Linked DNA regions of Mus musculus: all the other regions are linked to region 4. The links are chromatin loops, found by intact Hi-C in ENCODE. Cell type or tissue: left cerebral cortex. All regions are shown on one strand. Region 1 overlaps Fbxo41 (F-box protein 41). Region 2 has its middle 4.2 kb from the start of Nat8. Region 3 holds the start of Alms1 (ALMS1, centrosome and basal body associated). Region 4 holds the start of Nat8f4 (N-acetyltransferase 8 (GCN5-related) family member 4).

Evidence for each region. A loop is a pair of places that touch in the nucleus more often than their neighbours do. Peaks named below come from ENCODE experiments on the same cell type or tissue, not always from the same donor. Only the 100,000 strongest peaks of a DNase experiment are listed, where the experiment ranks them.
Region 1: it touches region 4 in a loop (2.6-fold over the local background); 5 of 42 quality-filtered maps call a loop at or near these places.
Region 2: a loop joins it to region 4, with 5 times the contacts of the local background. A loop is called at or near these places in 21 of 42 quality-filtered maps.
Region 3: it touches region 4 in a loop (2.1-fold over the local background); 19 of 42 quality-filtered maps call a loop at or near these places.

Annotation. Positions count from the first base shown.
Region 1 is chr6:85,474,843-85,479,842 of GRCm38, reverse strand. It overlaps Fbxo41 (F-box protein 41), which reads left to right. Exons shown (of 13, transcript NM_001289675.1): 5 at 1-215; 6 at 1,201-1,442; 7 at 1,622-1,737; 8 at 1,835-1,987; 9 at 2,180-2,275; 10 at 4,331-4,449; 11 at 4,605-4,763. Among named protein-coding and RNA genes, the nearest start is that of Fbxo41, 26 kb to the left of the region's middle. In left cerebral cortex, a CTCF peak has its summit at 2,251 (motif pointing right); a DNase peak (open chromatin) is centred at 2,249.
Region 2 is chr6:85,834,020-85,839,019 of GRCm38, reverse strand. It overlaps a transcript of Nat8 not described here. Among named protein-coding and RNA genes, the nearest start is that of Nat8, 4.2 kb to the right of the region's middle. In left cerebral cortex, CTCF peaks have their summits at 1,501 (motif pointing left), 1,757 and 1,999; DNase peaks (open chromatin) are centred at 1,603, 1,970 and 4,305; H3K27ac peaks cover 2,342 bases.
Region 3 is chr6:85,583,910-85,588,909 of GRCm38, reverse strand. It overlaps Alms1 (ALMS1, centrosome and basal body associated), which reads right to left and starts at 1,379. Exons shown (of 23, transcript NM_145223.2): 1 at 884-1,379. The coding sequence starts at 1,264. In left cerebral cortex, a CTCF peak has its summit at 1,912 (motif pointing left); DNase peaks (open chromatin) are centred at 579, 1,342 and 1,936; H3K4me3 peaks cover 1,599 bases; H3K27ac peaks cover 659 bases.
Region 4 is chr6:85,902,735-85,907,734 of GRCm38, reverse strand. Nat8f4 (N-acetyltransferase 8 (GCN5-related) family member 4) reads left to right here and starts at 2,797. Exons shown (of 4, transcript NM_029331.3): 1 at 2,797-3,023. In left cerebral cortex, a CTCF peak has its summit at 2,734 (motif pointing right); DNase peaks (open chromatin) are centred at 676 and 2,784; H3K4me3 peaks cover 574 bases; H3K27ac peaks cover 2,968 bases.

The sequences.
Region 1 (5,000 bases), 430 kb after region 4:
TTCAGAGCGGTCCCAGGCCCCTCGTAGTTCAGGCCTAAGACGACAGGCCATCCAGAACTGGCAACGCCGACCTCGTCGTCACAGCACCGAGGGGGAGGAGGGTGACGTTTCGGATGTGGGCTCCCGAACTACTGAGTCAGAGGCTGAAGGACCCTCAGATGTCCCACGCCCTGGACCTGCTGTGGCTGGCCCCTTGAACAGCTGCCGGCTCTCTGGTAAGTCCTGAGAGAGTGAGTAGGCAACGCAGCCTCTCACAGGGGACACAGGGTAGAGGTGGTAACCCTTGGCCCCTTCCTTTTGCTTACCTATCAAGTACCCTTCAAGCTTGGAGCTAGGGTTTATGTGACAGGGTGGGCCTGCAGGGACCTAAGAATGCCCCATTTAAGGAGTCTGTACATGGTGGGCTCCATCACAGGCAGGAAGAGGAGCTGAGTGTTTATTCTCAGCTCTGAAGCACCTGGCGCAGAGCAGGGGTTTGAGGGGGTAGCTCTGTACTTATATGGGAGGCTTAAAGGGTTAGAGTCAGGGTGGCCCTTAAATAGAAAGTCTTGCCGGGCGTGGTGAGGCACGCCTTTAATCCCAGCACTGGGGAGGCAGAGGCAGGCAGATTTCTGAGTTCGAGGCCAGCCTGGTCTACAGAGTGAGTTCCAGGACAGCCAGGGCTATACAGAGAAACCCTGTCTTGAAAAAAACAAAAAACCAAAAAACCCAAAAAACAAACAAACAAACAAACAAACAAACAAACAAATAGAAAGTCTCTGGGGTGGCAGTGTGGGTGGTTCAGAAGACAGTGAAGTGCTTATCTAGATCCTTGTGGCTTCAGGCTCCAGCCCCTAAAACTGGACACGGTGGTGCACACCTGTAATTCTAGCACTTGGGCAGCACATTCAGGAGGAACAGAAATTCAAGGCCATTCTGGGCTTGAGTTCAAAGCTAGGCTGGAATACATGAGACCCTGTCTGCAAAGTTTTGGGCGTGTGACAAAGGAACAGACAACTCCCTTTTCCAATCAGCAAAATATGGGGTACTTGTAAAGAAAGGGAAGGCAGAGGCCATGTTGTCTTCTCAGGAGGCTAGTCCCCAGTGGTGTGGGAGGTCTCATACTCACCCATGCAGGTCCTGCCCTTCCCCGGCTCCTCACCCACAACCCTGACTGGTCTTTTACTCTCCACTGTCTCCTTTGACCCTGCTGTTCTCCAGCACGTCCTGAAGGAGGCAGCGGGCGAGGCCGTCGGGTGGAGAGAGGTAGCCCCTCACGCTCCAATGAGGTCATCAGCCCAGAAATCCTCAAGATGCGAGCTGCCCTCTTCTGTATCTTCACCTACCTGGATACCCGGACACTGCTCCATGCAGCAGAGGTCTGTCGGGACTGGCGCTTTGTGGCCCGCCATCCCGCTGTCTGGACGAGAGTGCTACTTGAGAATGCCCGAGTCTGTTCCAAGGTGCCTGCCCCTGCCCTCCTGGGAGCCCAACTTTGTGCAGCAGAACTGGCCCAAGACTAGTAACCCCTTCGGCCCCGGTTCCCCAAGATGCTGTCACAGTGCCTCCTCCTCAGGGCTAACCCATCACCAGCCAGCCAGTCCAGTTCAGACCTCTACTCATATCACTTGATTTTTCCCAGTTCCTGGCGATGTTGGCTCAGTGGTGCACCCAGGCTCACTCGTTAACATTACAGAACCTGAAGCCCCGGCAGCGGGGGAAGAAGGAAAGCAAGGAGGAGTATGCCCGCAGCACCCGGTGAGGCCTGCGGTGGTCGGTGGGTGGGTGGTTGGGAATGCTTCCCAGATGAGGAAGTGACCACCAGCAATTCCCTGACCTTGTTGGTCATCCCCAGGGGCTGCCTTGAAGCAGGGCTGGAGTCCCTGCTGAAGGCAGCTGGTGGGAACCTGCTGATCCTGCGAATCTCCCACTGCCCCAACATCCTCACTGACCGGTCCCTCTGGCTGGCCAGCTGCTACTGCCGTGCCCTGCAGGCTGTCACCTACAGGTGGGTCCTCTCTTCCGGAAGCTCAACTCACCCTTTGTGTGCCTTGGGCTCCCAAGGTCCTTAGGTACCACATGGTCTTAGGTACCACATGGTCTTAGGTACCATGGTCTTAGGTACCACATGGTCTTAGGTACCACATGGTCTTGCCTCTTAGTGGGGACAGGGGCTACTTGAGCTTCGGCTTTTCCACAGGAGTGCCACGGACCCCGTCGGCCATGAGGTGATCTGGGCCCTGGGTGCAGGCTGCAGAGACATTGTCTCCCTCCAGGTGGCGCCACTTCACCCCTGGTAAGTCTAAGCAAGGGGGTGGCTAAGGAGAGAACAGCAGTGGGCCTGGCCTGGGGCTGAGGACCGAGCTGTTACTGATCAGTGTGTTGCTAATTAGGAGCAGGGCTGTAATAGGAAACCTGGAGTCTTACTCTGGCTTGCTGGCAGTGCCACTTAAAATTTATTTTATTACATATTTTGGCGTGGGAATTAGGTATGTATGTGGAAGTTAGGGAACAACTTATAGGAGCCCTCCCTCCCTTCCTTCCTCCCTTCCCTCCCTCCCTCCCTCCCTCCCTCCCTCCCTCCCTTCCTTCCTTCCTTCCCTCCCTCCCTTTTTCCTCCCTCCCTCCCTTCCTTCCTTCCTTCCTTCCTTCCTTCCTTCCTTCCTTCCTTCCCTCCCTCCCTCCCTTCACCATGTGAGTCTCTGAGATCAAGTTTATGTCATCAGGCTTGGTGATAAGTGACTTTACCCACTGAGCCATCCTAATAGCCTGGCATTGCCACTCAACCCTGTGAATCAGTGTTGATTATGAGAGCTGTTACTACTGGCTCAGCGGCATCCTGTCCATAGACACTTTTTAAATACGCGTTCAGCCAACAATATCCTGACATAGTATAGGCAGGTCAGGGAAGTCAGTAATAACAAAGAAGATCCTGGGAACGGTATCACACACTTGTTGTCACAGCTACTCCAGTGCTCAGATTGTGAGTTTGAGACCTCTGTGAGCAGCTTAGCAAGATTCCATCTCAAAACAAGAATAAGTCTATTGTCGTGGGAGAAGCCAGGGGGTGAATCTTCCCCTGCTATGCTTGGGACTTCCTCACATTACCAGGTTGTCTGTGTGCTGACCCTTACCTTCCCAGTGATCTCCCCAGCGTGCCGGCTCCTCCCACACTATCACTATTGGAGTCTGCCATTATGGTCCCTACTTGGTTCCCATTGCCCCCCTCCCCCCATCCTGACTCTTGATAGCTTCTATTCTGTAGTAATTTGTACTTCAAGCTCCTCTGCTAGACTTGGTTCTCAAGGCAGACTGTGAATGTCCGTTTCTGTGTCCTTGCTGCCACAGGCATGTCAGATGACAGAGATACTGATGCCTGAGTGAATGTTGAGGGATGAGATTGGCAGTGAGTAGGGCAGGCGAGCCGACAGTGATATGGGAAGGCAAGTGGGGAGATGCCATGAAGGCTTTGGTAAAAGATGCAGAGCCACCAGGTTGTGGTGGCATATAGCTTCACTCCCACACTTGGGAAGCAGAGGGGGAGGTGGGTCTCTGAGTTCGAGGCCAGCCTAGTCTACAGAGTGATTACCATATCAACCAGAGCTACACAGAGAGACCCTGTCTTGGGGTGGGGGAGGGGGGGACGAAGGCCTGTGTATATCATCTAGAGAGTACTAGGTAGCTATTGGGGCGATTGTCAGTTTTAGCAAACTTACTGAGCCAGACATGGTGGTACACACCTGTCATCCCAGCTATTGGGGAGGTGAAGCAAGAGGGTTTCTCAGCTTTATGACTTTGAAGTCACTCAGCCTGGGCTGCATCAGACACTTCTTAAAAAAAAAAATCTAAACAACAAGAAAAAAAGTAATAAAGTTATCAAAAACTAGGTGTGGTCTGTAATCTGAGCACTTGAGAGGCTGAGGCAGGAGGATGGCTTCTAGTTCAAGGATAGGTGGCAGCGGCAGATAAAGGTCAGATGACAAATGTTGTTGGAGAACCCAGGGTGTGCTCTTAAGGGTGGAGCTGTGTCTTCATTGTCACCTTGCATTCCACAGCGTGGCTGTAACGCACACTTGATAACTACCTGGTGCCCAATGAGGAGCTGGTCACCAGGTGCAGGGTGAATAGAGACCAGGGTGGGGCTCTGGTCTACAGCTCTGGGTGGCTCTGGAATCTGAAGCTGCCTGGTGTAGTGAAAGGGGAGAGGACAGAGTCAGAGATGAGCTACTTTCTGACTTAAAAAGCCAGCTGGGTTGTTGGCAAGGCCTGAGGCATGAAAAGAATCCTCCGTGGACTCTCACACTTGGGAGTGCGATGCCTCCCTGACCACTGTCCACTTTCCATTCTTCAGCCAGCAGCCCACCCGGTTCAGCAACCGTTGCCTGCAGATGATTGGACGCTGTTGGCCCCACCTCCGGGCCCTGGGCGTAGGTGGTGCCGGCTGTGGGGTACAGGGCCTGGCATCACTTGGTGAGTCTTTGCTTGGGGTTGGAGTATGTAGACAAGAAGCAGGCAAGGGTGAGATGCTGCCTGTGAAGTCCCACGAGCGTTGGGGGCTGCAGCCTGGGTGGTTGGGCAGGGGGGCCGGGGACTTTGTCACCAGGCCTATCTTCTTCCTCTCCTAGCAAGAAACTGTATGCGGCTGCAGGTCCTGGAGCTGGACCACGTGTCAGAGATTACCCAGGAGGTGGCGGCTGAGGTCTGCCGGGAAGGCCTGAAGGGACTGGAGATGCTGGTGCTCACAGCCACCCCTGTCACCCCTAAGGCCCTGCTTCATTTTAACAGTGAGCAATGGGGGTTTGGGGTTGCGGGGTATGGCTACAGCCTATCTGCCGACAGTCCAGTCGGCAGCACTGAGTGCCCTCTTCCTGTGGTGATGCAGATAGATGCTTGCTCCTCCCAGAAGGGCCATCTGTGGTGTACCAAGTAGTGCTACCAGAATTCAGCTTGCTGAACCATGGTGTTTATTGGGCTTACTTACAGAACATGGGTGAGGATTACTTATAGAGTGTGGGTCACCC
Region 2 (5,000 bases), 69 kb after region 4:
AAAGAATTTCTGGTCTTCCAGTGGCTTCTTGCTAATTCCAAAGACTTGGGCTGATTGACAGGGCCTCGAGCTTTCCTCTAGAGAGAACTGCCTTTGCTGATTCATGAATGGTGTTTGCAAGTGGATCAAGCTACCGATGCGGATTCATATGAACTGAACTGCTGATATTCTGACAACGCAGTTTGGATTTGCTACAAAGAACTCTTTCTAAACAGGTCCGCATTCACCTTTGCCCTATTAACCTTTCCTTTCCACTGCCTCTGGCGAGTGGTGGGCGAGAAGGGAGGATAAAGCATTGAAGAGCACTTATTAAAGTAGGTTTTGAAAAATATAAGCCCACACCTTACTTTTATTTTAAACAGTCTTTACCGGGACTTTGCTCAAATGGAGACGCTCAAATTCAGGTTAAAAGATTTAACAAAAGAGATGTGAATACTTCTTAATTAGAAAGACAAACCATTAACTTTGCCATTTCATAGTCCTAATGGATGTGAAAGGGACAGAAAAGGAAAAGGACATCAGAGAATTCAAACAGAGAGAGTTTGTAGGACAAAGAGTAAGTGAGAGACAAACACCACTTAATTGCCATTTGGCAGCAGGCAAATGTCACTTAGCACAAAGCTAACTCAGTGCTTTGTGTGAAGCTTGACAAACCTGCTAGATTAATTTAACCTTTCATTTTAAAACTGTGGTCTTTTTATTTTTAATTATAATGTTCTTTATTCTTGAGAATTTCAAACATGTATACAATGAAAAATGATCCTCTGCACCCTATTTCCTTCCTCAGAATCTACACACAGCCCCTCAATGTGTCCTCCCTCGAACATCATCTTTTACAAAACTCATACCAGGAGTGATGGAGGAGCAGGAAAATAAAGCTGAATGCAGAAAGTGATGGAGACAGAGAGCCACAACAGGAACACATTTAAATATCAAGGCCACTGTGTTTCCCATTGTCCTCAGAAACTTAAACAAGTAAACTACTGGGGTGGTTTCTATGTGGATGGAAGCCTCACACACATGCTCCCACCAGTGCAAAAGAAGAAAGAAGGGAGAAAGTTTTTTCCACATCTGGCACAAGACAAAAATCCACCACCTCCATAGTCAAGGTGAAATGCACATTTGCCTGGCTTTTGTTTCGCACTATTAACGACAGAAAATTCCATGGCTGCACAAAACAAAATGGCCAATTTAACATTTTTCAAGTGAATGTGGCAAGCATGTAACGCACCTAATCACATGGGTAGATGAACATATGTATGCAGATGCTTAAGCATGTGTGTGTCTCTCTCTCTCTCTCTCTCTCTCTCTCTCTCTCTCTCTCTGTGTGTGTGTGTGTGTGTGTGTGTGTGTGTGTGTGTGTGTGTGTGTGTGTGTGCGCGCGCGCGCGCGCCTATGGGGAGGCTTGAATTTAACATGTGCCTCCCTTAATCTCTTTCACTTTATTTGTCGAGGCGGTCAGGCACACTCCGCCCCCTGCTGCTAGCTACATTTTCACTTGGGGCTTCCTTACAGGGGCATTTGGAAGGATTAGCACAAGCTCCTGCCAGTAGCGCCCTTAGCAATTGCTTTTGCAATAGTCTCCAATCCCCACATTCCCTTGAAAGCTGGTCTTTGCCTTCATCATCTGTCTCACACTTTCCTAAAAACCTTTCTACAAGTTCACTGACAAGCTCACTCACGGTTCTAAGCCACCTCCTGCTGTTTTCAAAACTTTTCCCCACTTGTGATGACACACACCACCTACCTGTTGCTTCTCTGAAGGAAGTTTTGATGGTGGAAGTCTCTACTAGCCTGCTGGACTCCTAGCTTGATCTTTCCTTTTAACTCTACTATTTTAGTCTTAACGATTATTCCTCATCTGGAAATAAAGGCAGCATTAAAGATATCATCCGAGGAAACTTCAAAAGGAAACAAGTCTTCCCATGCTGGTATCCCAAAGCAAGAGCGTCGGGAAGGGCAGGTTGTCTTCCTAGGAAAGAGCGCCCCCACGAGTTCAGTGCTTCTTACTACAACCGACTGCTCCCTCCCTCAGCCAGAAAGGAAGTTCTGGAGACCCACAGGAGGCTCCTTGGAACCCCAACAATGGCGTCGTCCCTGCATCTAAACTTTAGAATCTGAGGGTGGCAACACCAGCTTCACAAGAACAAAGTGGTCTTCCCTTCACCCTCAGTGGAGTTCTCTGGGAAGCTCCCAGGGGCCAGGGAGCGAGCTCTACAGTACCTAAGAAGGGGGATAATGTGAAGACTGTCTCACCACGAGAACTCTGACGCAAGAACTCTTCAAGGGCAGAGGAAGATTGCCAACTCTTGAGCCAAGATACATACTGTGTCCAACTTGCATCGTGGCAGTCATTGAGATTGAGGCCTGTGTTCCTGAAAGCCTCGTCTCTGACACCAGCTGCCAAAGTGCCTGAGACCCGTTCAACCCAGAAGTGGATACAAGGCATCTTCAATCCCCAAGGCAAGTAACATGATTTGAGTTTTTCTGGAAACCTGAGGTCGTTTTCCAGGATGTTGTATGAGTGGAGCATCTCCAAAGAGGTCTGGGATCCAATTATAGTCTAGTATGGCTAGCTCAGCTCTTCCTGAAGGGTGGAGAGATGCTGCGCAGGTGCCTGTACCCATGCCTGGATGGGCAGACTGGGTTGTTGGGTCACACGGTGAGTTAGGAGTAGCAGGAGGTTCAGTGGTGCCTCAGGCTGCTGAAGTCCTCGTAGCAAGTAGGAACTGTGCCAGAAGAGCCAAGACAAAACCTTAGATCGAGTGCAGACTGTGCCCTGGTGCCCAGGGTTTACAGAGACAGACCAGGAAGCTGCTGCTGTAGGAATACCGGGTGGCATCTGTACTGGGAATGGCTAGCATTTGAGAAATGTCAGCAACCAAAACATTGCCAGTGGGCCAAATGCTGCAAAGTCTCATAGTGCAAAAGCTTAATTTTATGTTGTAGAGATTTCAGCAAGAAGCAAGAAAAACATTTAGAAGGATTAAAAGTCACAAAAAGAGAAAAGAAAGGAAAAGAAAAGAGAAAAAAAGAAGAAGAAAAATGGAAGAGACCAAACCTGTGTATACAGTGCATTTAGGGATTCAGTGGGAGGTGCCACTTTGTACCCCCGCCCCCCCCAACTACACAAATAGGGTAGGGGACTGAAAGCTAAAGACAGTCATTAGAGGCAGGGCTAGGATATGAACCCTAATGGGTTCTATTGTAAGTCTGCATTGCCTCCAATTTAAAGCTCCACGCTCAGCGTCTCTCTTGACTCTGTGGAGCCTCAGGCATGGACAATTTAGGTCCTACCCTCAGCTTATAAACCAGGAAGTCCAAATAGAATTTCTTAGAAGGGCATGTGCTCAGAATAGAAGTCTCCTTCGCTGCTCGGTTGACATTCAGCCTTATCTGTTCAAAAAAAAAAAAAAAAAAAAAAAAAAAAAAGGAAAAGAAAAAAAAAGAAGAAAGTAAAAGAAAAGAAAAAAGAAAAGACCCATTTGGGGTCAAAACCAGAAAAATATCAAATAGGCCTAACCCTTTTAGTATCACAGATAAATCTTAAGGATTTTTTATATAGAAAAGTGAACCTCAAAAATTGGCTTTGTAACTTCACTAGAGATGTGGAATCTGCCTGGAGTTAGGGGGCATGACAACCTGAAACTATGAACTGTGAGTTCAGAAATCAGCAGAGTGGAGGGTGGGGCTGCGCTCAGCATCAAGAAAGCACAGGACCTTTGCACTCTCTCTGCTATGCTTAGAAACCCCACACTCCCCCAAGGGAGCTTATCCCCACACTAATTAACAACTCCAGGCCATTAGAAACTCAGGCCAGAAGGAATTTATCACCTCCCCGGAGGCAGGGAAGCCTGGTTGGCCAGCTTCTTCCAGATGGATTCTGTCCAATCTGGAAGGAGTTTGCCTGGAAGCTTCTGCTCTGGAAAGTGAGGCTGAGGGCCAGACTGCAAGGGCTGAGGACAGACAGGCCCTAAAGCCCATCCTCAGCCCACATCTCTGTGAAAATCCTCCATTCCACTGAACACACACAAGGACACAGATGTGTTGGTAAATTGCAGAGATGCTGTGTGGGTTATCTTCATCTGCCCAGGCTCACTTCAGTCAGACCCTCCCCTGATGCATAAGTCACCAAAGGAGGCTGCTTGGTCACAGAGGAGAGATCTGGAGGGTGTGTGCCCCAAAACTAGCAATACTCACTGAAGACTAAACTAGAACTGCATCTTGCTAAAAGGTCACCACAATCTTGTACTGGTCTGCCACTGTGGGAACAGTGCTGCTCTGTCTGCTAACCTGTCTGATAACCTCTCCATTTCTGTCTTTGTTGCCAAGAGAGGTTATGTAAGGATGTTACATAAGTCTTCTCCTTTATTTGGGCCAGCCACTGGAAAGCAGGCCCTGTGTGGGCAACATATACAGCATTGCAATGCCCTGAGATTCCCCACTGAACTAGATTGTATTTGGAGAATCAGCCTCTGCCTGTCATTCTATCTCTGTGAATTGGGGGGGGGGGCTCCTAGTTTAGTACCCACACAGCTTCTTATTGTGGACACTGCTGTCAGTTTGAACTTGGAACAGGGTGGTCACATGGTAAGAGTGAGGAAGGGGCCTGAGGAAGGGATGCTAGGGCTCTTGCATGGGATGTTTAGTGCACAAGGAGGGATAGAGGTCTCTGTTGCCTCTAGCTCCGTGCCCTCAGAACATCATGACCTCCCAGAAGGTAACTGTGGAGGTCAAGATAAAAGTGGACTCCTATTAATTGTCCATCCCATAATCGTCTGAACAGGATAAGTATGGAATGGGGGTAGGACCCCCAATACCAAAACTCTAGAGCCTTAATATCCTTGTAAACCTACTTTCTAAAAATACATTATTTTTATGCATATGAGTGCTTTACCAGTTTGTATGTCTGCGCACCACGTGCATGAAGTGCCCATGAAGGCCAGAAGAGCCAACACTCTTAATTACTGGGCCACCTTTCCAGCACTCCACCCCAAACC
Region 3 (5,000 bases), 320 kb after region 4:
CTAGGGCTTGAAAACTCAAGTCCTTGCACACACTAGGCAAGACCTCTCTACCACTTAAATACACCACCAGCCTTTCTAGTGTTACTTAAAACTAATTCGTATGTAAAGAACCACACGTGACCATACTGACCAACAACGCAGTTCCTGATAGTTAAAAAGCATTAATAGCACGGTTAGTTTCAAAATGATCTTGGTAGGACCTCTGTAAACTTGGCTCTTCCTCTATTTGGTCCTAACTTGGTGCTTTCTAATTTTCCAGACCAGAGCTGCCTCACAAGCTTTCTTTCATTCCAAGTTCCTGCCACTGGCTAGGAACCTATTAATTGCTACAAGTGCAAAGACACACAATGGGCGGGAAGACACACAAAAGCTCACGCAGAATACTTAACCAACAATAATTCCTAGTGGGGGGGGGGGGGTGAGGGGGGGATGTTTCTTGCACTTCAATAAAACTAAGGTGTTAAATGCTAAACGTCTCTCCACCAGTTAGCTATTCCCTAGACTCCCTCCCCAGCTCCCACCTCCTGCCAAAGAAGCCTTTCTAACTGCTCGCTCTGGGAGTACCGGCTCCCAGCGCCATCTGTCTTATCTGCCCTACTTTAAAAACAAAAACAAACAAACAAAACAAAACGAAAAAAAAAAAAAAACGGATCCACTGAGAGGCGCAGGAAACACGGAGCTGTCAATGTCAGGAAGAACCTAAGACTACAAAGAACCTGCCAGCCCCACAAGCAAGGTGTACAGTCCATAAGCAAGGCGACCCGCAGCGCGTAGGTCCCGATATCCTGGACCCAGTTCAGTAGCTCAAGCATCTCTACAGTCGCTTGGCCTCAGCCCCGCTCCTCCCCACAGCCCAGCTCCGGGCTACAGAGCCGCTTCTCACCTCAGTCTTGCCCAGATGCTCCACTGGGGTGTACCGGAGCCGCGGGGACAGAGGCGGAGGCGGAGGCGGAGGCGTGGGAGGGGGCAGAGAGAAAGCACTGCCAGGACGGTCGGGGTGAGCCTGCAGCCAGGCTTTAGCCAGCTCGTCCTCCTCTTCGTCCGAGCTCTCCTGCCGCTGGGACTCGTAGTTAAAATCCAAGTCGGGCCCCGCCTCTTCGAACTCTTCCAGTCTCCCACTCTCCTCAGAGGTCAGGGCCTCCTCGGTCGCCGCCGCCGAGGCGTTCTCCACCTCTTTCTTCCCCTCCTCTTCCTCGCCCTCCTCCTCCTCTTCTTCCTCCTCCTCCTCCAGCTCGTCAGGCCACGGCAGGTCCTCAGGCTCCATGTTGGCCTCGCGCTCCAGGCGCCTTTGGAAGAGGAGGAGAGGGGGAGGGGCGAGGAAGGGAGGGGAAGCGAGTTGACTGGCGGTTGCGGCTGCGCGCAGGCGCACCTGCCCTCACTGCCTCACGCGGGGCGGAGCTGAGAACCAGCCCGCGCGTTGCTAGGGACGCCCCGCGGGGAGCGCGGGAAAGCCGCAGAAGAGCGTCACTAGACCTCGCTCACAGTACCGTATGCTCACAATAAACCTAGTCCGGGCTTTGGGGACGCTAGGGGTCCTGCACAAAGTCACCCATGATTTTTTATCTCTTGCCCTAGAATAAACCAATAATAGTCACGTTCGCAAGTTACAAATTTTAAGGTTAGTGCCAGTCTACCTAGCAGTAGTGAATCTAATGGGATGAGTGAATAGTTAAGAGAGAGAGGGAGAGAGAGAGAGAGAGAGAGAGAGAGAGAGAGAGAGAGAGAGAGGGAAGAGAGGAGAGATAGTTGGGATCTGACTAAACCACAAGCAACTGTGTGAGAAGCGCCTATAAAACGAGGTTAAGAAACCAACCCCGGCCTGGAGAGATGGCTCACGGATTCAATTCCTGAGTTCAATTCCCAGCAACCACATGGTGGCTCACAACCATCTGTAATGGAGTCTGGTGCCCTCTTCTGGTGTCTCTGAAGAGAGCAATGGGAGTGTACTCATGCATAAAATAAAAGAAGGTGGTGGCGCACGCCTTTAATCCCAGCACTTGGGAGGCAGAGGCAGGCGAATTTCTGAGTTCTAAGACAGCCAGAGCTACACAAAGAAACCCTGTCTTGAAAAAAAACCCAGAAATATTAATAAATAAATAAATAATAAAATAAATAAATCTTTTTTTTAAAAAACGAAAAGAAAGAAACCACACACACACACCCTCAGGGCTGAAGAGATGGCTCCACCAGTAAGGCATCTACACCACAAACTGGAGTTTGATTCCCAGAACTCACATAAAAGTGGAAGGCAAGAACTAACTCCCCTAAATTGTCTTTACTGAGTGCACACACAATAGTATAAAGGTAGCTGGATCAGGTAGTACACGCCTTTATTCTCAGCACTTGAGACGAAAAGGCAGGTAGATCTCTGAGTTCAAAGCCAGCCTGGCCTACATAGGGAGTTTCAAGACACCCAGGGTGACATAGACAGACTGCCACAAAAAAAAAAAAAAAAAAAAAGTCTTTAAAAGAGGGCAGGCAGCATGGCTTAGCAGGTAAAAGCACATGACCCTCCATCCTGCCCAACAGGCTTCCAGTAGCAACGCTGTACCTCTTAAACCAACTGTGAAACGAATCATTTCTAATTCAAACCATCACAGAGAGACATTTGTCCATGTCTCCCCAGAAGAAGCCACAACACTGTGCCTAGTGTCTGGAACAGCCTCTGGCATTTAAGGAGCTGCTCAGCGAACACTGTCAAGAGAGAGCAACAGAGTACAGATTGAACTGACAGGCCAGGAGATAACAAATAGAATACTGGAGTCCTGGCTTCCCCTGGGATTCCTAGAGCTGTCTGCCTACTGGAGAACTCTTGACTTCCTCTCCCAGCTAGCAACTAGGGGTCCTCAGACAAGCAAAGAGTGAAGGGCACCTCCAGGTGTTTGTGTGGGAGGAGAGAGGCTCACTGTAACTTTCAGTTGACACCAGGTGGCAAACCCTCATGTAGGATGAATCATTGCCACCAATGGCTAAAGAAATCCATTAACAGCTTCAAAAAATGATTATACGTAGCATATATAGAAAAATGTATATGTATATAAGTGTGTGTATATCTGTGTGATTGGGGAAATAGATGGGCAGATAAATACATACAAAAAATATGATAAAGGACCAGAAAATTTAGGAAAACATAAAAGAAATATATAATAAACCAGTGAAGGGAAAATTAAGTATTCATTAAATTTCCATTTGCTCTCATTTCTGTCACTGTGATTAAATACCTAACAAAAAGGGTTTATTTTAGCTCACAGTCACGCGCTATTTGCAGTCCATCACAACTGGAAAACCGAGACAGCAGGTCACACCACATCCACAGCCAAGAATAGAGGAATTAACACATGTGTGCCTGCTTGCTTGTGAGAGACTGATTGTCTTAAACTGACTTGTGTTGGAAGGTCCCGCTCACTGTCTGTGCCTTTACTCCTTAGGCAGAGGGTCCAGAACTAGAAAAAGGAGAAAAACTGAACTGAGAACAATCAAGAAACATGCGTATATTCCTTTCTCTCTGCGCATGGCTGTGGGTGTGATGTGACTCACTGTGTTAAACACCAGAACTTTCCCACCCTGCTGGTCTGTGCCCTCAGACTGTGAGCCACAATAAGCCGTTCCTCCTTTAAGTTGCTCTTTGTCAGGATGTTTCATCCCAGCAACAGAAAAGTAACTGAGGCCAAGTCTCACTGAGCATGATGATCAATTCCAGATAGCCCACATTTTCAAGACCTTTTGTTTGGAACCCACTCTCAGGTATCCATATCTATTCCAGCAGGTTTGGGGTTTTTTTTGTTGTTGTTGTTTGTTTGTTTGTTTTGTTTTTGTTTTTGTTTTTTCCAGTTATAAGTACTAGAAGTGACTAATCTGGTCAGCTTGCTTGCTTGCTTGCTTGCTTGCCGTAGGATCTCACTCTGTTGCCCAGGTTGTCTTGGAACTTTGTAGCTGATTTCGAACCTGTTGGGATGATCCTTTCTTAACTTCTCTAGTACTAGAACGATAGGCATCAGCCACCATGCTTAGCTTCCTCTACTCATTTTAACTGAAAAGGAAATGCATTGGAAAGAAGCAATCTAGCTCACACACCTGGCAAAGCAGAACCTCCCAGATAAGTCACAGTCTTGAAAAATGGAACGAAGTGCTGTTTGAAGACATCAGCATAGTGCAACTAAACCACGTTGTATGAAACAGGATGAAATCACAAGAAGCATGAAGCTGCATGACTCAAAACAGACAATTACATAGCCACAATTTATAATCATAATGTAAGGAGCAACACAATAACCCAACACTCCTCACTTTTGCAACTGGACACAAACCTTAGCATATCGCTTTCACCCTTTTCATATCTACTTCATGTCTCAGCCTATATCACAGGGTCTTTGATCCATTAGGTGACTCCAAACTATTTCTGAGAGAATCTTACCTACATAAGGTGACTGTCATCTTCCATTACATGATATTGCTAGACAGGTCATTCTAACAGAACGCCCCCAGAAAATCACCTGTGTTCCAGATATATTCCTTGTAAAACACTTTTTTCAGATTCATTTATTAATGTGTAGGAATGTTTCTCTGCATCTATGTATGTGCACCACGTGTGTGCCTGGTACCTGAGGAGGCTAAAGGAGGCTATGGAATCCCTTAGAACTGGAGTTACAGGTAGTATGAGCCACCATCTGGGGCCCAGGACCACTGCAAAAACAAGTACTCTTAACCCATAAGCAATCTCTCTCCAGATATAGTCTCTCCTTACTCCACATTGTCATACTCTCTCTAGTTCCCTTGGTAATCCGAATCCATTTGCTTGACCAATTAGAAAGCCCCTTTCTGACTTATTAAGCCAAGTGCATGAAAAGTAAACCATCAAGCATCAACTTCCCGTTCATATGAGCTCTTGTTACATCCTTGTTGAAAACTAATTCTATCAATCCAGAGTCCCAGAGACAGAAATGTGACAAAATTCAAAGTTTTACATTGAAAATTCACAACTGCTTTTACTCATTTGGTTC
Region 4 (5,000 bases):
CTGCCCTAGGCTAGACCCTCCAAAACTCTGAGTCACAACATCCCTTTTCACTTTGTCAGTGGATTACCTCAGTGACTTTGTGACAGTAACAAGTTGAGTAAAACGGGACAGGCAGGAGTCACACTGAGGATGCTCTAAAGCCAGCATGCTGTGACTTTGAGCCTGAACGGGATGAGCAGAAGTTTGAAGTCACCAAGGCTGCCTGTTCTGGACAGGAAGGGAGGGAAGGTTTGGAGAACCTGGGCAGCTGGGAATAGACCCTGTCCTCAAGGAGGCCCCAGACAAAGCACCACTCCCTTCCTCCATCTTCCAATCTCTCCCAGGCCTCCCACCTCATCCCCAATGCCAAACCCTTGCTGTGTCAGTACAGAGACCCAGTCTCCAGGGCAGAGGGGTGGCAGGAGGGCAAGTGCTGACCTCGGCATGAAGGGCTGTGAAGGCATCTAGGACAGCCAGTTGTGATGCATCTAAATTCTGTCCCCAGAGCAACTGACCTGAAGGCCATGCTTTACTCTCTAGGGTGACTGAACAGAGCTGCAGCAAAGCCAGGAAAAATAGAACAACAAAGCCAGAGTGGCCATGAGCCAGCCCAGCTCAAGGCTGCTGAGCGCACAGCTTGGGATGGGGTAAGTAGGAGGTTGGCAGCAGGAGGCCATCACATAGCCTGTGAGCACTGGGTTCTCCTAAAATGCAGCTGGAGGCTTAGGGCTGGCTGGGTTCTGAATGGTGGCTGTGGTGTGCCAAAGCCACCTCCTCCATACTGACACAAAGCCTTGCTTGTCTTTCCCAATCCTGGGGAGTGAGAGTGACCACTGATTGACACAGCCCCTCCTCCACTGTATCCCTGTTGGCTTCTTATCCAAGTAGGCAAATAAATGTGACCCCCGAAAACACATCTTCTGTCTCTTTTCTCCACCCCCTTACCCATGTAGGTTGGTGCACATGTCTGCAGAGGAGCCCGCCACCCACCTTTTGAAACAGTCTCTCACTGGAACTTGGGACTAAACTATTAGGGTACACTGGCTGCAAAGAGTCCTAGGGATTTTCTGGTTTCTGCCTCCTCAGAGCTAGAATTTACAAGGGCTGGCCACCATGCCTCAGTTATGAACATAGATGCTACGGATCCAACTCAGGTCCTAATGTTTGTATGGCAAGCGCTTTTCTGACTGAGCCTATCCCTAGCTCCTACATCCCCTTTCCTCACAGCACATTCTAGGTAGAAATGAGAAGTTTTTCCAAAGCATAACACAGGCTCTGGACTTCACTGGTTACTGTAGAGACCATTGTTCTTACATGGGCTCAAACTGCCCTTTGAGAGTCATGAGAACTTCTGTTAACTTCCTTCCTGGGAAATGGAAACACTTTATTTGTTTTCTTGATCTGAGGCTCACAGGGATCAAACACACCTCAAGGAGAAAATAAGAGCTTCACCAATCATCTTCCAGACACACATTAATAAACTGTACCAGCAGCACACAGGCCAAAGTGGAGGATGTGTTTAGTAACTGGCATTGCTTACAGGGTTGCTTCGGGGCAGCTCATCCCTGCACTGGCATTCACAGTGTGGTGGGGCATTAGAGGTGTTGTGGAGCTGGCTAACTTGGACACTGGCATTAGTAGTGCAGACAGTAGCAGCCTCACACCAACACTGACTGAGGAGTTCCTGCCACCTCTTTATCCCACTCTTTCCATGGTAGGGACGCCAAGTAAAGCACCAGGATCACACAGTGGAAGGTTTTGTTTTGTTTTGTTTTGTTTTTTAGAGACAGGGTTTCTCTGTGTAGTCCTGGCTGTACTGGAACACACTTTGTACACCAGGCTGGCCTCGAACTCAGAAATCCATCTGCCTCTGCCTCCCACCTGCTGAGTGTGTGCCACCACCGCCCAGCCCAAGAACTAGCTCTTAACAGTCCTCCTCTGACTTGAACATGTAGATTATGGCTCCCTTGCCACCCCTCCCAGCATTTTCAAGTAGAGTCTGGGTGTGGGGTTCTCACCATCCCAGTGCTCATGCGAGTCCAGCAAGAGCATTACTCCTTGCCTCGTCTTCCCAGCCCCTAACGGTGTTGATTGCTTAGGTACTTGTTATGTCAGGAAGAATGTTTAGACAAACCTGATGACTTTCCGTTTGAGATGTTAGGTAACATTTGTTTCCACCCTCTTCAATGATATCAGAATTGAAGTGACATTTGCTAAGATATCTTTCAAAACCACTAGTAGCTAAAAAATACAAGGAACTAGTGTTTTCTCTGTCTGAGACATCTCTGGACCGCCTTCTTCCTCAGTCATGGGCTTCCTTTCTCTCAGATACAAGCTTTCCTTTCAAGTGGTTGAACATATTTTCCATGTAGTTCTCATCGTCATTTTTCAGTTTGTCGTGGGAAATCTGATGGTGGCCACCAAATTGGCCATGGGTCAAACATCATAAGAATTATTCAGAGCCTGAAGCATCCTCACAAATGAAAATGTGCTCTGCACACAGGTCTCTGTGGGTGAGTAACACTGATCTAGTTGTTTTACTTTTCTCTGACTCTTTATGGACTGTAGTTTCATGACCTCGAGGTATGTTGTATACACAAGATTATTAAAGTAGTGAAATGAGTGTTTTTTTTTTTAATTAGAAACATCGTGATTGAAGGCAAAGTCTGAGTACCTACTGAGCATGAAGCCTTAGAGACCAGTAGAGACACACTCCTACAAGCACAAGATCTTCAGTGGCCTCTGCTCTCTGATCCTGCCTCAGCCTCGGATCCTGCCGCCAGGGGGCGCCGCGCGTCCAGAGCAGCGCTGAGGCGCGCACCCCTTTCTTACACCTGCTCTCACACTTGGCCTTGGAGGGGGCGCAGTGAACTTGGGCCAGGAGTCTGCTCACCATCTCAGGAGAAAAGTGTCCGCAAGGCAGGAGAAGCACTCGCTGGGTCAGTTCCTGAGAGCGGAGCTCACCTTTAGTCTCGGTCGTCCCAGAAAGATCTTCCCCACGGAAACAAGTCCGCCACTTCCGGAAGACACAGTTCCCGCCCAAGGTGAGAGCTGCTGAGCTGCTGAGCTGCTCAGGAAGTCTTTCAGATGCTGGTGGGTGTCGCCCTCACCTTCTTCCGATGAGTCTTCCTCAGCACAGAGCCTGAGTTGCTGACAGAGAGGAAAACAGGTGCTTTTCAGGAAAAGGTGGAAATTGAAATGGTGTTTTGAGTCGTGCCTTTGTTCTTAGCCAGCCTCCTGGCTCTCCTTAGAAACCCTCAGGTTCTCCCTGGGGTGGAGACAGAGTACCACCACGGGAAGATTCACTGCCCTTTGCAAGAACATTCTGGACTCTTATCAAGTGGGCTCTCAGGAGGAATTAGGGAGGCATCCACTTGGGGAGGTGAGTGAGTGTTTTTGATTGAAGGAGCTCCAGGAGTGCTTGGAAGACTGGGGCCACATTAACACCCTCAACCAAGAGGGGCGTTCCTCAGGACACTGAGTTTTCCCGGACACTATGTTAAACCGAGGTGAAACCTCCTGTTTTTGGCATTGTGGAGGCAGTGAATGGCTTAAGATCAAGGCACTGCTCTTAAGGAGGCCACCAAGGACAGAATGTGTGAGAAGCAACAAGGACCTGCCACTGCAGGTTCTTATCCTTATTCTGCAGCAGAGACTCAATTCCAGTAGCACAAGAGACCACAAATAGGCTTTTTCCCTGAGGATTGACTAAGCTAGGGTATTGGGGGATGGGTGGGTAGGTGGGTCTGTGACATAGCAGGAGTAGCTTCTGGCTTTGGCAGGAATGTGCCCTTGCTGCTGGGTAAAGCTGGGAACAGAACTCAGGTCCCCATCTGAGTAGACTATAACCATGTAGCCTACTCCTGTAGTCCCACTTAATGCTACCTAGGCCTCAAAGAGTCTACAACCTACCAAAACAGTGACACCATTTGGAGACCAATATTTAAATGTATAAACTTATAGGGAGCATTTTGCCTTCAGTCGGTAACAGCAGCTTTCACCAGGACCTGGGTTCCAGCTTCTGGTTTACCATATGAAAGAAAACTGAAGGCAGCATGGACAGACAAGCCATGAGTTTCCTAAGCATGGCCTTGCCCCAGTAGGGTCTTAGTTATTCTTTTATAGTCATGTGCTCATGGTGTTCAGCCCCACCTGAATCCTGTTAAATCTACTGTCAATTTAGCTCCAAAATGTATGTCCACATGGTTGGAGGCTCAGAGGTCTTAATGTCTTCACTCTGGTCTCAGTGAACTTTGTGTCTCTTGGTTCTCTGCCAACCCAACTGATTCCTTTGTCAACTCAGACAAGGCTCTCCTTCAGACCATACAAACCATGAGATGCTGACAGATCATGGAATGCAAGATGGTGGCAAATCACACCCCTGAGTGAATTAACCATAAGTCATGCCTTTTGTTTCTGCCAGACTCACTTCAGAGCCTGACCTCAGGTAGCTTGGTTTCTTTCAAGCAAGGTTGTTCTCCTTGTCTAGCTGCTTTGTGAGCCATCTGGGGCCCCTGTACCTGGGCCTTCTCTAGCTCTCCTGCCTTTGGAGAGGTCTCTGCCATCTTTCTCTCTCTCCTGATTGATTCTCACATATGTATCAAGTCATATAAACACACACACAGTACATGCATCCCACTAATTAAAACAATATCTATCTGTTCCTTATAAGGGTCCGTGCTACATGCACTATATAAGTTGTTCCCTCTCCTCTCCCTCCCCCATTCCTCCCCCATCCTAATGTTTCCCCCCTCTATGTAGGGTGTCTTTCCTCCAAAACTGTGACATATTCTCTTCAAGCTGCTCCTTAGTCCTGCTCAGGGAATCTCTGTTTCTCTCCTTGACCTGAGAGCTCCCTGACTGATGGCGAGAGGCTAAGGAAGCTCTCCTAGAGCCTTCATCCTAAGTCCTCCCCTGAAACCCTCACTGCCTTTATCCTCTTTCCCACATCCTCTGGTTTTTATTATTGATTTTTATAAAGTTCTAAAGGCTATCCTTTAAGCCCCCCAAACTCCTGAGCA